Regions from separate parts of the Homo sapiens genome. Here region 2 is linked to region 1. The links are chromatin loops, found by intact Hi-C in ENCODE. Cell type or tissue: sigmoid colon. All regions are shown on one strand. Links, peaks and the distances in the headings refer to the core of each region. The heading gives the core; the rest is flanking DNA. Region 1 overlaps PLA2G4E (phospholipase A2 group IVE). Region 2 overlaps PLA2G4F (phospholipase A2 group IVF).

Region 1 (8,388 bases), core at 256-8,255:
GCATTTGTTCTGTGCCATGCACTGTTCTAGCTACCCCACATCACCTTAACTCATGTAATCTTCACCAGAACTCTGTGAAGCAGGTACAATTATTGTAATTCTCCCCATTCCACAGACAGGAAAACTGAAGGGAACGGTGATTAAGTAGCTTGCCCAAGATCACACAGCTAGTGAGCGACAGAGCCTGGCTTGATCCAGAAAGTTCTGGATCCAGAATCTTCATCTTAACCACTGTTATGCCTGGCACACAGTGGGCATTTGAGAACTGGTAGCACTTGTGATTATGAGTAATAATGTTCACCTCCCCTGCTCCTCACTGTCTGCCAGGTCTCTGCCTCACCCCTACTCTCCAGGTTCCCCTCCTGGCAGGTTAGGGTTCTCAATGGCCTGCCCACCTTCCCTCCTGCCCGGGTCCAGGACTCATCAGACAGGGGCCGGGTCAGCCCTATCAGCTGTGCCTGTCTCTTTCCAGGACCATGGCTACCTTGTACCGTGACCCTGACTGGTCCTCCAAAAACTTGGAGCCTGCTATCTTTGAGGCTCGGAGACATGTGGTAAAGGACAAGCTACCCTCCCTGTTCCCAGACCAGCTCCGCAAATTCCAGGAGGAGCTCCGGCAGCGCAGCCAGGAAGGCTACAGGGTCACCTTTACAGACTTCTGGGGCCTGCTGATAGAGACCTGCCTGGGGGACGAGGTAGGTGCTCGGCTTCTCCTGGGCCCCACCCTGCCCTGGCTGATGCCTGGCTCTCTTTCTTCCTCAGGGGAGTCAGGACTTCCATTGCACACAGGGGATTAGGTTAGACCTGCGGGAGTATCCTTGGGCTGGAAGACCGATAAGGTGTCGGACTCTATGACGGAGGAAGGTGGTGGGATTGTCTCCCGTGTACCCTTTAGAGGATGGCTGAGACCCTCGTGTTGGAGGCAAACCTGCCTAGGGCAGCACGTCCTCTGAGAGCCACGCCAAGACACCTGTGAGGGAAAAACGGGGAGGAAGCCGGGGAAGACTGGAGAGCAGTGACGCCATGAAGCGAGTCTGACCCTAGGGGTGGGGAGAGGAAGAAAGGTCAGGCGGCAGCATCCCAGACCACCATGTGGTCTGCAAGGCCCTTGGAGGGTCCTCCAGCCAAAGCTGGCTGTCACAGGAGTCCCGCGTCTCCCAGAACGGGCCAGCCTCAGTATCCCTGCCCCACTCAGTCACAGGAAGTGCAGCCTCAGCACAGACTCAGCTGTGGATTTCAGAGCACAGCAGCTGGGGTCCTCAGTCAATAACACTCTCTACAGTTGGAGGTCTGCAGGGCCCGTTCTCATGGCCACCAGTGGGCCCAATGAGGTTCCTTCCTATTCTGAGATCCAGTGATCTGACTAATACGTGCCCAAGAAGAGGACCAGCCTGTGTTGGGTGGCTGCTGCTGTGAGAGCTGCTACCCAGCACAGGGTGGTCCTTTTCCTGGACACATGGCACAGCACAGGGATCTCCAAGGGGTGTTGCGATCCTGGACATCAGGGTGGGCTCAGCTGACATCTGTGCCCTTTAGGTTGCACAAGCCGAGATTAACAACTTTTGTTGTTGCCTGGCCCCAGAGGAGAGCTTCCCACCTCTGTCCAGGCCCACGGTTCCCTGCTCCACTCCAAAGGTGTCCGGGGAGTTCTGAATTCAAATCAGAACTTGCCAGAAAGTCATTGCAGCAATTATTTTTTATAATAGTAGGTTCCATCTTCCAGAAAGCCAGACAGTTTGAGCACCTGAGAATGACCGGACCCTCATCTTCAATCTTCCCTCATTCCTTCAATTAAATTACTTGAGTACCTCCTGCATGCCAGGAACTGCGCTGGCAAATGGGGATTCAGAAAGGAATGGGACATGGCTTCCAACCCCAGGCCCTCGCCACTTCTGATGGATCCCACCCACCCTGCCCCTGTGATAACCCACCACTTAACCTGTCCTCCCTATGAAGCAGAGCAGGCAGAGGCCAAGGGCATCGGCCTTGGGATTCAGTCAGGATGGGTTTGAAATTCAGGCCCTGCTCTTTACTATTCCTTAAGTGGGAATTACATCAATAAGTGCTAGTTAACATTTTCAACAATATTGTAACAATCATGAGTGCCGCATATGATGAGGAGGAAGCACCGAGTCTTCCGACATCAGGAGTCTCAGCATTCTGGGGGTTTGGTGGGAAGGAGCTGGGTTCCCAGGAAAGCAAGGGCAGGGTTGTTGTTGAGAGGCCTCTGCTCTTGCGCTCTGGCCAGGACAGGAGCCCCTTTCCCTTGGGCCACCTTGACAATGAATGTGGACCGGCTCTTCCCTGAGCCTGCAGCTTTACTTCCAGGACAGTGGGCTCTGTGATGCCCAGATCTCTGGGCCCAGTTATGACCCTGTTTTCTTTCAAAGGAGACCCACATGTCATTGGGCATATACATGTGTTTGCCATTCCACACAGGTTCTGTAGCCTTTGCACACTGGGGTGACCAGGGTTGGTCACCCAGGAGTCAGCTGCTTGGCCTGGGGTCAGAGCCTGGGCCTCTAAGACCTTGATTCTGCCTCGTTTGCAGTGGCTGATTCACTTTGGGAGGTGGACTGTGGCCCGGGCTGATCTGAAAGGCTCCCCACTCTGGGGATTAGAGTGACCTCAGCAACCATCTAGTGTTCAAGTCCTAAGTCTTTTGTTAAAAAAAAAAAAAAAAAAAAGAAGGGAAGAGGAGGGGAGGGAGGGAGGGGAGGGCAGGGGAGCGGAGGAAGGGAAACTTCTTTTCCCCCAACTTTTTACCCCTCAGTTGAGGGAGCTCAACATGCCAAGCTGATTTTTTTTAAAAAATGGAGATGCTAAACATGGAGCTGCTCCAGTTCTAGCAGAGGGAAGACGATGGGGCAGAAGAGGGGCAGTGCTAGCCTCTCCCACCCCTTCCTCTTTATCTGCTGACCCCTAAGACCAAGACCCTGGGACTCTGAGAGACTGTCCTAAACTGCGGATCCAGTCCCGGCCCCTGTCTGGTGGTGGGCAGCCCGAGGGGGTGGTGCCTATGCCATTGGTGCCCTTTCAGAGTGATTTGGCTGGTGTCAGCTGGGGCCGATACAGCAGCCCGGTGAGCTCAGGAGCCAGGAAGTGGCTGCGGGGGTCCAGATTGTCTTCTCATTCTGCACTGCCTCCCTCACCCTCTGGGCTGCTGCTTCTCTTTAACCATTTTGTTTCCCCACAGAGAAATGAATGCAAACTGTCAGATCAGCGTGCTGCTTTGAGCTGCGGCCAGAACCCCCTGCCCATCTACCTCACCATCAATGTCAAGGATGATGTAAGCAACCAGGACTTCAGAGGTAACACCAGTGGCTGGTGATTTACAAGTGGGGTGGAGGGGGGGACTTCTTGGTGGGCAAAAGCACCCAGCACCTCCAGGTCCCCCAATCCCACTCATCTTTGTCAACCTCTACATCCAGACTGTGCACACAGCTGGAGAAATCACCTTTGCTACCCCAATCTGCCCTGCTGCATGGGTGAGGCCGGCAGGCACTGTCTGCAGCTTCCCTGGGCATGTGTTTAATGACACTGGGGAAGACAAAGGTTGTGAAAGGAAGATATTTCTACGCTGCCCAGAGAGAGAGAGACTCGAGAGAGCTGCCCTGCTTCAGGGTCAGTTTTTGTCCCATTCAACAGGCTCTGAGGTGCAAATGAGCCATCCTCCTTGCAAAGCATGGCAAAGCTGACCCTTGCTACACCAGCAGAAGCTGGCCAAGGGTGCCCCCATGTGTCCTTTGGGGGAACTGCGGCCTCCCTGTCCCAGGCTTTCCAAGGCCTGAGCCAGTGGCTGCAGGCAGGAGGGGGGCCCGGCTGTGTGGACGGCTCCCTGGCCTGAGACTGACCCCCGTCCTGCTGCTTCATGTGCAGAGTGGTTCGAGTTCTCCCCCTACGAGGTGGGCCTGCAGAAGTATGGGGCCTTCATCCCCTCCGAGCTCTTCGGCTCCGAGTTCTTCATGGGGCGGCTGGTGAAGAGGATCCCGGAGTCTCGAATCTGCTACATGCTAGGTGACTGCCTTGCAACTGGCGGAATGACAGGGGGCTGCTGCCCAGTGCTGGGCCACCCTGGGTTGGCCCCTGATTATGTGACACTCGGGGCACTTGCCAGCATTGTCTCATCCTAGGAGTGGTCCCAAGTCACTGGGGACCAGAGTTGGTCTGGGGGCTCTCCCAATTTCCTGGTCTCCAGCAGTCTCCCTGCAGCCTGCTCAGCACCACACTGGGAACAGCAGACTCAGACGGAAGCTTCTGTAACTCCCACCCACTCCCGTCTAGCTTCGGCCAGCAGTGTGCCTGCTTCCAGGGGCCAACCCAGACCTGGGACCCGAGGGTCCAGGGAGACCACAGGGTAAGGGGCAGGGTCACCAGAGAAGCCTAGCCCAGCCTCCCACCCTAAGCGCCTCGGTTCTTCATGAGCTGGGCCCACCGAATGCAGGACCCACTCGAGTTCTTCCCTTCAGAGTCTTAGCTGCGCCCGTCAAAGGGCTTCTTCAGAAACAGACCCACATTCACAGCCCCAACACGCCCTTATTTAAATTAGTTGTCTGTGCCTTCCCCTTCTGTCTATCCCAAACCAACCCATCCTGCAAGATCCAACTCAGTCCCATCACTTCTTCCCCCAGAAGCCCCCAGCCCACGGTGGCCTCTCCTTCCCCTGAACACCTATGCTGATGAGCATGTGGTTTAGAAAACTGTGGGCAAAACACGTGGGCTTGAACTCTGAACTCTGGCTTCTCACTCACTAGCTGTGTAAAGTTGGCCAGATTGCCTCACCTGTCGAAGCCTCCATCTTCTCCTTAGTTAATTAGGCTTAAGAGTAAAACCCACCTTATAGAGATTCCAAATGGGTCAATGTCTAATGCCTACATTTAAAAATCATAATAACAAATAGCATTTGCATTTATTGAGTGCTCGCCATGTGCCAGGTGCTGCCCTAAATGCTTTAGATGTATTCACTGACAGCAGCTGGACTTAAACTCAAAGCCTGCACTTGCCAGCATTAAATCCCTGCCGGGGCTGTGCCTTATACACCTTTACGTCTCCCGGCACTGAGGGGAGGGAAGAGAAGAGCTGAGAGCTGAGCCCCTCAGTCACTGTGTTGAGCTGCAGTGGGAAGGGGAGAAGGACATGGAAGTCTGAAGTCTGTCCCGCCTGTGGAGCAGCCTGGCTTGCGTGGGGTGGGGGGGTGGGGGGAGTGGGGAATCAAATGTCAGTGTGGGGCCTGGGGCTGCAGGGTGGAGCTGCTCACGCTGGCCCTGGCTCCCAGGCCTGTGGAGCAGCATCTTCTCCCTGAACCTGCTGGATGCCTGGAACCTGTCACACACCTCGGAGGAGTTTTTCCACAGGTGGACAAGGGAGAAAGTGCAGGACATCGGTGGGTGACCCCGGCTTTCCCTCATGGCTGGGTGATGGGTGACACCGGCTTTCCCTCATGGCTGGGTGATGGGGGGCGGCCCCCGGCTTTCCCTCATGGCTGGGTGATGGGGGGCGGCCCCCGGCTTTCCCTCATGGCTGGGTGATGGGGGGCGGCCCCCGGCTTTCCCTCATGGCTGGGTGATGGGGGGCGGGGTGTGGACCACAAACCGAGGATGAGGCCCCCTGCCACATGTTTCCGCATCGTCACCTATGGCCTAAGACGTGGGAGGGCAGCTGGGGCTACAGTGTCTTCCCTGCCTGGAGGGGAGGGTGACTGTAGGTGAGTGACACCAGCGCCAAGGCCTGGAGGCAAGGCTGCCAGCACCCAGGAGAAGTGAGGAGAGTAGGGTCTATAGCAGTCACAGGTCACTCTTTGAAACTCCCTGTCCTCTCCAGGACGCTTCTTAGCTGTCTCGCTCCCCCTCCCTCTCTACTACCTCTCTGCTTACTCCATGTCTCTCACCTGAATCCTCCTAACCCCAGTGCCAGGACCTTGAGAGCCCAGCAAGGAAGGTATGAGCTGCTTTTACAGTGCTCACCCCTGGGTGCCAGGCAACCATGTGGGGCTTCGCATAGGCAATCTGGGGACTCCACCTCTCATGACCTGCCCTTCATCCCTCCCTCCCCTGCAGAAGACGAGCCGATCCTGCCTGAAATCCCCAAATGTGATGCTAACATCCTGGAGACCACGGTAGTGATCCCAGGGTCATGGCTGTCCAATTCTTTCCGAGAAATCCTTACCCATCGGTCCTTCGTGTCTGAGTTTCACAACTTCCTGTCTGGGCTGCAGCTGCACACCAACTACCTCCAGAATGGCCAGTTCTCTAGGTGGAAAGGTAACCCTACCTGGCTACTCCTTGAGGCCTGCCTCCATATGGAGGAGGAAGATGTGGATGTCAAGGCTGCCATGGATAAAGAATAAGAAAACTTCTCTGGCTATGTTCACTGGGCCAGGCACCTCTCTCCCCATGGTGTTTTCCACATTTGGTGGTGTCGTCTTGAACACTGTATGTGTCTGGCAGCAGGGAGTGGTGTGGGTACTTAACTCACTGCATCTGTACAGTCATTCTATACAGAATCTGTACAACAGTCCTAGCAGGTAGAAGTTGGCCCCATGTTACAGATGGGGAAACAGGGGGTCTTACTTTCTGCAGTTGTGTTCTGGGGATGCCCTTTAATGTGAGTGGTGCCAGGCACAGTGGCTCATACCTGTAACACCAGCACTTTGGGAGGCCGAGGCTGGAGAATCTCTTGAGTCCAGGAGTTTGAGACCAGCCTGGGCAATATGGTGAGACCCCATCTCTTAAAAAAAAATTGTTTTTAATTAGCTGGGCATGGTGATGAGCACCTGTAGTCCCAGCTACTTGGGGGCTGAGATAGAAGGATCATTTGAGCCCAGGAGGTCAAGGCTGCAATGAGCCATGATCACGCCACTGCACTCCAGCCTGGGCAATAGAGCAAGACCCTGTCTCAAAAAAAAAAAAAATGTGAGTGGTGCCCGCTTGGAACTGGGCAGGGATGGCCCAGCTCAGGAACCCCCAAGTGGTAAGCAGCAGAGCCAGGCCTTAAACTGTGGTCCTGCAGCGTCAGCTCAGTGCCGCCTCCTCTGCTGCTGAGGCCCTAAGGCATTGACTTTCGCCTTCTTAATATTTTAATTGGCCGTGGCCTGCAAATGGCTGCTTCAGCCTGGCCTGTTAAGCCTCATCCTCACCATCTGGGGCCAATGGGACAGCTGACTCAGGGCCCAGGGTTTACACTATTTATGGGGTGGTCTTAAGCCCCTTATACCCCACAAGTATCAATATCCCATAAAAGACTAGCTAAAAGCCCAAGATAACGCTGTTCTTCCTCAGCCACCCAGAGGGCACTGGAACTCAGTGGGCGTCCTGGTCAGGCTGAGGCGAAGGATGCTCCAGACAGGGCGCTCCGTCCCCCCAAGTGCCTCTGTCCATTGGCTGTCAGGGCACCAGGTGTGTTGGTAACGGGAAGGCTTGGCTTTCAGACACAGTGCTAGATGGTTTCCCAAACCAGCTGACCGAGTCCGCGAACCACCTGTGCCTGCTGGACACTGCGTTCTTTGTCAACTCCAGCTACCCGCCCCTCCTCAGGCCAGAGCGAAAAGCCGACCTCATCATCCACCTCAACTACTGTGCTGGGTCCCAGACAAAGGCAAGTGCGCAGCCTCCCTCCTGAGCATGGGCTGCAGCCTCTCCTAAGATGGGCCCCGCAGTCAGTGGCCTCACTCGCTGTGAACTGGGAAGAGGCATGCTCTAGACAGCCCCCAGAGAGCATCAGAGGAAGCCAAGCAGCAGTCATGATGGGAAGTCAGACACCCAGAACTCACGGGCAGCCAGCTGGCTCTCACACCATGGTGCCCATGTTGACTTAGCAAATTCGAATTTTACTCTTGCCTTGGAGCATTTGCCATATTGGGCAATTCTTCAGCTACAAAAAATGAGTTTTTAAAAATAACCTTAGTAGAGCCCATTCCATTCAAGAGCTTGTAATATCCTATTTTCAAAATGATCACACTCTCCCTTCCCCCAGGGTATATGACCCTCCATGAATTACACTCAAGTGCTCTCAGGTGGGAGGGAAGCCTGGCGAGAGAGGAGGGCACTTGTCAGAACCAGAAGTTTTTATTTTTTTAATTTACTTTGGAAAGTTCTATGTGTATACAGTTCTACCCTGAAGCCAGGCGAAGTGAAGTGTACACAGACCAACAGGGCAACAATGAAAACAATCTAAGTTTGTAAATGGGTAACAATGCACTTTCCTACGTGTGATCTTGTTTGGCCCTTACACCAGCTCTTGGAGGGAGACGGCACAACTGCTATCATTTCTCATGTTATGGATGAGGAAACCAAGACACAGAGAGACTTGCTTAAGATCACACAGCTAGTGAGCAGAGGAACGAGGGGCAGAACTGAGGGGGTTCTGACACTCTAAGGCAGTGCTCTTCCT
Region 2 (8,388 bases), core at 177-8,176, 150 kb before region 1:
CAGGTGGGAGATGTGCGCGTGTCTCCCTGCCAGTTACCCAGGCTTCACTCTTCGAACCTGGACCACAGTCTCTGGTGATGTGTGTAGTGGCCACATCATGCAAATATAGTCTCACCATTCCTAGGAGCTAAATGGGTGTGTCTAGTAGGGGCATCAGTTCATCGGGGGAGAGGTGTGCACCTGTATGTGGGGCAGGAGGGTGTGCAAGTTCCTGGAGGTGGGTTACTCCAAGGCATGGGCAGTGCAGAGGGAGCCTCGCCTGGGCTCTTGCCTCTTTCCCAGATGCATCCAATGGGTCTTGGCAAGTTTTGTTTCTCACTCTCCCTCTTCTCCATTTCCCCTGACCCGCCAGGGACTCTCCAAATACCTAGAACCTCTCTAGTGTGGGCAGCCCTCAGATTCGTGAAGAGGAGATCCCGTTCTGGCCAGGCCCTCTCCATCTGGCCACGGCCTCTGCAGCATATGCCTCCAGTGCTGAGCTGCCTAGGAGCCTGCAGCAGCACTTGAGACCTTGTTCCTTCTGCCCCCTGTCCCAGGGGCTCCCTCTTGGCTGCACCCCCTGCTCCATGCTCTCTCACACAGACACGCTGTCAGGAACACCTGTGCTGGGAAGCCTTACCTGTCCTGAGTCTGGAAAGAAGACTAGTTCTGGTTTCCAGGTTGGGGAAGGGTGACTGGAGCCCAGCCTGTGTCTTGGCCTGGCCTGGGATCTGCAGCCCTCCAGCTGGCATGAGTTGCGAGGGCTGGGGGAGCCAGTTATTTGGGCTGGCATGGGGTGGGGACACCTCAGTTCTCCTCTGCCTCCTCACCATGGCTGCCTGTCACAGGCCACGGCCCCTCCCCTTGGTTCAGCAGTGAGAGGTTTATCTGGGAGTTTATCTGGCTCCTGCTGTGGCCATTGTCATCAACACTGCTGTGCCTGCCGTCATCAATAACTTGTTAGTAAAACCTTCATAGGGTTCACAGCTCAGAACTGCACAGCGTTCACAACTTAGAATCTGTGGTGTTTCTTCAGTGCCCATTAGAGCCTCAGGCTGTCTCTGGCTCCTAGAAAGTCATTCTACCATCTGTTTTGTTCACTGCTGTATCCTCAGTGCCTAGAGCAGCAGTTGATACATGGTAGGTGCTCAGTAAATATTTGATAAATGAATGGGAACCTACATTCTAAGAAATGGATCGTCACCCACCAACCACAAAAAAGCATGCAATGCTTTCATGATTCCTAACCCATGTGGACTTTTTGAAGAGCTGATATAAACCACAGACCCTCTCCCAAGAAAAAGGCATACACACACACATGAAAAGTTGCTTACAATAAGGTCTCTGCTTCAGCTATGTGATCAGCAGCCCCAGGGTTGCAGAGGCCAGCGTCTGTCCCCGCAGGCCAGCAAGGCTTGTGAAGGAGGCAAACGTGGGCTTGTGCAGAGTGGGCGGGGACCTTCTCACACAGAAGTGTAGGCAATGCCACTTGTGCTCAGATAAGGTTTGGGAGGAGACTGGGACAAGATCAAGGGCAGGGGGCAGGGGGCAGGAGGCTGGGCTAGTGCTGTGGCCCAGATATTGGCCAGAAGTACAGGGAGGATCTCAGCCAGGGATGGGGAGGCTCCAACAAGACTGAATCTGGGAGCCACGCAGAGCAAGAAGCCAGGGGAGGGGCCGAAGGTAACCCAGCCAGTTTAATGTCTGCTCCTCAGGAGAGATCTGAGTCTTTACCTCATTCCCAACCCTTATCTGAGATGGCTGGAAATAAGCTTCAGGGTCCTGAAGGTGACAGAGTTGGAGGGATTTGTCTAGAAGAGCAAGCATGGTTTCCCTTGAAGCTGGGTAGAAACACAGGAGCAGGGACATCATTCATCAACTTGTCAGAGCTCCTCATGAGGCAAGGGAAGAAAAAGGGGGCCACAAGTGTAGGAGATTGGTCAGAGTGGTGGGAGAAGCTATAGGGAAAGGAGCAGGCCTTCTGAAAGGTTGGAAGGCTCTGCATAGCTTTGGAGGAGAATAGCTAAAGACAGCTGTTCTATAACCCTGAGGCAGAGGGCAAGGAGTAGGTACGAGGGAGTGTGGGGGAATTTATCTTAAACAGGCTTGTTTACTTCTGTTGACCAGGAACTGACCTTTGATCATCTACGCCCATGACCTTCCCTGAAAGGGGAACAATAAATGTTAATTACCTCCAGTGTTTGCTCCAGGCTTTTGGCATTGTGCCTGCACTGAATAAAAGCAAGCAGCTCCAGCTTCTCAGGGCTGCACTTTGGCCACTTGAGCTGGGCAGTCCCCTAGCTGCTCTTACACTGCATACCTGTGTCTGAGTACACATTTCATCCACTGCTCAGCCAGGGTCGCTCCTCAGTGAGGAGGTATCTGAGTCCTTACCTCATTTCCAACTCTTGTCTGAGATGGCTGGAAATAAGCTTCAAGGTCCTGAAGGTGACAGAGTTGGAGGGATTTGTCCAGAAGAACAAGCATGGTTTCCCTTGAAGCTGGGTAGAAACACAGGAGCAGGGGCATCATTCATCAGCTTGTCAGAGCCCCTCATGAGAGAAAAAGGGGGCCACAAGCCTGTCACATAGGGCTGCACAGGTTGTGCACTGCACAACTTCAGGGGATCCTGTTCACATGAACTGATGGTGTGAATTTGTCTCTTGGAGTTGTGTGACCTAGCAGCCCTGGGAGCACAGCCTCAACTGAGTATGAGGACAGAGGCTGGTTCAAATATCAGGCCCCCTGGTTCCTTCGATGCAGCTCGGCATTCACAAGAATCTCCTGCAGAAAATCGAAGAGCAAGTATCCTTTCCATTCCTTGGATGGTGCAGCACTGGGAGAAGGGCCTCAGGTACTGGCAGGTGGCTGGTGGGCATGGGTAACCCCCGCCTTCTCTGAGCCCAGGCCATGCAGCTAACATTGCTCAGTTGGTGGTGGTAATCAGCTGAGGCTTTAAATGAAATTTCCTTCATTTCAGATGAAACCATTCTTGCAGAGGAGAAAAGCAGGGCACACTGCATACCCTGCAGGAATCTATCTTTCCCTAGCACCTCTGTCCTGTAAAACTCCACAGGGACACCCAACAAACGGGGCAAGGAGTCCTGGAATTTTCTCCATGAAGGACAGGGGTCTGTAGGGGGCTGTCCTGGGAGTCAGGGAGGCTGTTAACCACTAGAGGTCAGGGCTGGGGACTGATTTTTTTTTCCTATTAGGAAAGCTGAGGCACAGGAAATATTAAGCGGTGAATGACTCACTATGTTAAAAAGCCAGTTACTTTAGTAAGATTTAGGTCTTGGTTTTGAAAAAGATGTACAGTTGCTTTTCGACTTACAATGAGGTTACATCTCAACCCATTGGAAAGTCAAAAAACTGTAAGTCAAACCATTCAGTTGGGGACCATCTGGATAAATATGTAATAAAGGCCACTGTTTTAAAAGTCTACCAACACTAGGTGGCGAGCTTTGGCAAAGTAAGTGGTAAAAGGAGGCGAAGTTGGAGAAAGAGGAAAAGACAAAGGGGAGGAAAATATGAGTAAGGAAGAGAAGGGATGGGGAGCTACCCAGAAGGGGGGCCACCCGGGTGGGGAGAGGCAGGCAGGTGCTCTTGAGAGAGGCTCTGGCTGATTTGCTGGCATTCACAAGTCCTCGTGGCTCTTTATCCTTTGACCCCAGAGTGATGGATCTCACCTGGGTTGCACCTTGAATTCACCTGGGGAGCTTTAAATGCCTGATGCCTGCCCTGGCTCTGCTTGGTCTACTGCGGGGCATCTTTGTCATCCCACCACCCCCACTGGGCTCCTCTGGACCATGGTGGCTGAGGCTTCCACAGGAGGGTCCAGGTGGCCCTTGCTTGTGCATCGTCTAGTTCGGGTTGGTACCGTTGAAGCCCCTTCTTGCTTTTCCTTCCTCCCTCTGGCCTCAGCGCTTCTGCTGTCCTTGTCCTCCTGTCCTCTCTTCGGGTCCCTGAACACTGCCAGAATTTCCTGGAGGCACCTTAAGTCCTCTAAGGGCCTATAGATTTTCAGTTCCATCTTGGGTACCAGGAAACACTGTGCCATGCCCCAGGTCTCCTTTCACTCCCCACCCCAACCTCTCCATTTATTTTACCATCGCTGGGTTTCAAAGCAAGTCCTGGGGCTTGAGACACACTTGTTTTCTGTTTGCCATGCTTCGTCTTTCTCCCCCGCCTTCCTGCTTTCTGGTTTGATTTTTTTCTTTTCCCCTCTGCTGGTTTGAATGTTATGCATCCTATTTCCACCATTCTGGTGGTTCCTCTTGTCAATTTCATTGACGTATCATTTATATGCAATAGCACACATTCTAAGTGTACAGTAAGTGTACAAGAGAGTAAGTGCACAGTTCAATGAATTCTGATTTATATACATGTGTAACTACCACCACAGTCACGATATGGAACATTTCCATCACCCAAAATGTTATCTTGCGTTCCGTCCCAGTCAGTTTCCCCACTCCTGGCCCCAGGTGACTACTGATCGGCTTTCTCCCACAATGGATTTGTCTTTTCCAGAGTTTCATACAAATGGAATGGTATAGTCGAAAAATTATTACCTTGAACCACTTAAAATTTTTTTGACTTACAATTCGTTGACTTTTTGACTCATTGTGTCCAGCTTCTCTCACTCAACACGTTTTGCGTTTGCGAGTCATCCCTGTTGCTGTGTCTGTAGTTCTTTCCTTAGTATAACTCACTAGGATGTATGTAGATATCCCACAATGTTTATCCATTCCCCTGCTGATGGAAATTTGGTTTATTTCCAAATTTAGCTTCATTAAAAGTCTTCTTACGGCCAGGTGCGGTGGCTCACGCCTGTAATCCCAGCACTTTGGGAGGCCGAGGCGGGTGGATCACGAGGTCAGGAGATCGAGACCACCCTGGCTAACACACTGAAACCCCGTCTCTACTAAAAATACAAAAAATTAGCCAGGCGTGGTCGTGGGCGCCTGTAGTCCCAGCTACTCAGGAGGCTGAGCCAGGAGAATGGCGTGAACCATGGAGACAGATCTTGCGGTGAGCTGAGATCGCGCCACTGCACTCCAGCCTGGGTGACAGAGCGAGACTCTGTCTCCGAAAAAAAAAAAGTCTTCTTACTTAAACATTCATTCATTCATGCATTCATTCAGAGACAGTCTCACTCTGTCGCCCAGGCTGGAATGCAGTGGCATGATCTTTCCTCACTGCAACCTCTGCCTCCCGCATTCAAGCGATTCTTCTGCCTCAGCCTCCCGAGTAGCTGGGACTACAGGTGTGTACCACCATGCCTGGCTAATTTTCGTATTTTTAATAGAGACAGGTTTCACCATGTTGGCCAGGCTGGTCTTGAACTCCTGACCTCAAGTGATGCACCCACCTCTGCCTCCCAAAGTGCTGGGATTACAGGCATGAGCCACCACACCCAGCCTAAACTTTTATTTTTTTAAAGTCCCATTAAAAAGTCCACCAGTCTCTATTGTCTCTCCCCAAACAAGACAAGCATCCTGGCATGCTTGTAGCTTCCTGTTTCCTGCCCTATGTGCCGCTCCCCAACCACCCAAACATTCTACTAATCACCTGGAATCTTATTTCCAGTGTATTAAAAACTGCAAAATAGAAATTTTTATTTCCACTTTACAATATAGTTTCTTGATTTAGTTGCTTGTCATTGCTTCTTGTAACTCCTTTCTTTCTTTTGCGTTTGCTTTTCTTTTTAGTGGAGTGCAAAATTGAATATTTAATGAAGGGTGTGTGGATGGTAAATATTCTGACTGCTTATATGTCTAGAATTCTCTTTTCTTGCCCTGACTTATGAGTAATAGCCTGGAAGAGTATAGAATTCTTGGTTCATGCTTGCATATGCTCAGATGTTAATGCCTTCTTGCATTTGATATTGCTGATATGCAATCTGATGGCAGCTGGAGTCCCCATTGCAGGTCATTTGTCTGTAACTTTTAGGACTTTGTCTTTTATTTTATTTATTTATTGTTTTCTGAAATGAGGTCTCACTCTGTCACCCAGGCTGGAGTACAGTGGCAGATGATGGCTCACTGCAGCCTCAACCTCCTAAGCTCAAGCGATCCTCCCACCTCAGCCTCCCAAGAAGCTGGGCCCACAGGCATGTGCCACCATTCCTGGCTATTTTTATTTTTATTTTTAATTTTGTAGAGACGGGGTCTCCCTATGTTGCTCAGGCTGGTGTCCAACTCCTGGGCTCAAACAATCCTCTGACCTCGGCCTTACAAAGTGATAGGATTACAGGTGTGAGTCACCATACCCGGCCTGTCTTTGATTTTTAAAGTTTAACTTTGGCCAGGCTCTATGGCTCGCATCTGTAATCCCAACACTTTGGGAAGCCAGGCAGGAGGATCACTTGAAGCCAGGAGTTAAAGACAAACCTGGTCAACAAAGCAAGACTTCATCTCTATAAAAAATTAGCTAAGCATGATGGTGCACACCTTAGTTCCAGCTATTTGGGAGGCTGAGGCAAGAGAACTGCTTGAGCCCAGAAGGAGTTCGAGGCTGCAGTGAGCCACGATTGCATCACTGCACTCCAGCCTGGGTGACAGAGCAAAACTCTGTCTCAAAAAAAAATAATAAAATCAAAAAGTTTAATTTTGATTTTTCTAAAGTGTAAAGGTAAAAAATTATCAGTGAGCTCTTTCAACTTCTGGATGTATGTCTTTTTGAAGCTCTAAGAAATTACCTGTCAATTTTATCACAACTGCTGTTCATCCTCCCTTTCTGGAATTCATATTAACTGGATGTAGGAATATCTGAATCAACGCTGTGTATCCCTAAACTTTCCTCTTATGCATTCTATCTTTTCATTGTGCTGTATTCCGGGGGATTTTCTTAGCATGATTTTCCAGATCATGAACACAATCTTCTGTGTCCAGTCCGCTCCTGGATTCATCTTTTGGGGTTTCTGTTTAACTTGACTATCACATTTTTCATTTTAAGTTCTCTAAGCGGATCTTTTCCAAAACTACGTGTTTTCATTTCCTGAATAGGCTTCACTCCTTTCACTGTGATGATGTTAGCGTATGTATTTTAACACGTTTTTCTGATTGTTCTGTGACTGGATTCCTTGGGGGTAGGTTCTTTGTTGCCTCTCTTTCATGGATGCTGCCTTCTTTATGTATTTGGTGACTGTTGGTTGTAACCTCATCTCTGAGAGAGTTCCTTGCATGCCCTGGGCTGTGATGGCTCCTGGCTGCGTGTCCTTGGCCATGCCGTGGTAATGATGGCTGGCCTGCAGGTGGCAGTGTGGGACTTGGGGCTGGGGAGGCTGAAGCTATGCTGCTGGGGGACTCACACAGCCTTGAAGGGATGCTGCAGCCCCTGGGTAACAGTAGCAGCCTTGGCATGGAGGGCCGGGTAGCGTGCCAGTGTGTTCCATTGGGCTGCCCGTTTACCTCCTTCATTCAGGGCTGCCTCTGCGTTTCTGACTCATGAAGAGTTCTCTTTCTTGCTTTGAATCATGGGTTATTAATTTATTAACCTATGTTTTTATCTTTTCTATTATTAATATGACGGGCTTGGTATAGGGGGTCCTCCAAACCTCATATTGAAATTTAATCCCCAGTGTTGAAGATGGGTCCTAATGGGAAGTGTTCGGTTATGGGACCAGATCCCTCAAGAATAGGTTATTGCCCTCTTTCTTGGGGGCTGGGTGAGTTCCCACTCTATTAGTTCCTCCAAGAGCTGGTTGTTAAAAAGAGCCTGGCACCTCCCCCATCTCTTGCTTTCTCTCTCACTCTGTGATCTCTGCACACAAAGGCTCCCCTTGCCCTCTGCCACGAGTGGAAGCCGTCTGAGGCCCTCACCAGAAGCAGACGCAGATGCTGGCACCATGCTCTTTGAACAGCCTGCCTTGAAGAGCCATGAGCCAAATGAACCTGTTTTCTTTATAAATTACCCAACTTCAGGTATCCTTTCATAGCAACACAAACTAACTAAGATGGGGATGAGTAAAATGTTACAAAGGAAAAGTTGTGTTTCAAGATGAAAGACAGAGAACAGGCTAAGATCACCCTCAACATTTTAAAAAAATTATTTTCAATTACACAGTAAATTTTCTGAATTTGTCTTTTTAAGAAATGATTTAAGTTAAATTAACTATTCTACATCTGAAACAATGAAGAAATTTTAGGCATGAATTGTTTTATACATTTTATTCTATTAATATTTGAGTTTTTTGATTACTCATGTATTTTTTTTCTTTTTTTGAGACGGAGTCTCACTCTGTTACCCAGGCTGGAGTGCAGTGGTGCGATCTCCGCTCACTGCAAGCTCTGCCCCCCTGGGTTCAAGTGATTTCTCCTGCCTCAGTCTCCCAAGTAGCCAGGATTACACGCACATGCCACCACACCCTGCTAATTTTTGTATTTTTAGTAGAGACGGGGTTTCACC

The links. Peaks named below come from ENCODE experiments on the same cell type or tissue, not always from the same donor. Only the 100,000 strongest peaks of a DNase experiment are listed, where the experiment ranks them.
Region 2: a loop joins it to region 1, with 12 times the contacts of the local background. A loop is called at or near these places in 72 of 110 quality-filtered maps.

The regions. Positions count from the first base shown.
Region 1 is chr15:41,985,044-41,993,431 of GRCh38, reverse strand. It overlaps PLA2G4E (phospholipase A2 group IVE), which reads left to right. Exons shown (of 20, transcript NM_001395548.1): 13 at 473-695; 14 at 3,197-3,311; 15 at 3,880-4,017; 16 at 5,276-5,383; 17 at 6,057-6,260; 18 at 7,427-7,593. All of the region lies in intron 3 of PLA2G4E-AS1 (PLA2G4E antisense RNA 1), which reads right to left. Among named protein-coding and RNA genes, the nearest start is that of PLA2G4E-AS1, 16 kb to the right of the region's middle. In sigmoid colon, for the core only: a CTCF peak has its summit at 3,738 (motif pointing left); a DNase peak (open chromatin) is centred at 3,751; H3K27me3 peaks cover 1,232 bases.
Region 2 is chr15:42,132,942-42,141,329 of GRCh38, reverse strand. It overlaps PLA2G4F (phospholipase A2 group IVF), which reads left to right. Exons shown (of 20, transcript NM_213600.4): 20 at 1-2,296. Among named protein-coding and RNA genes, the nearest start is that of PLA2G4F, 20 kb to the left of the region's middle. In sigmoid colon, for the core only: a CTCF peak has its summit at 3,433 (motif pointing right); no DNase peak of the experiment used is centred there; H3K27ac peaks cover 1,254 bases.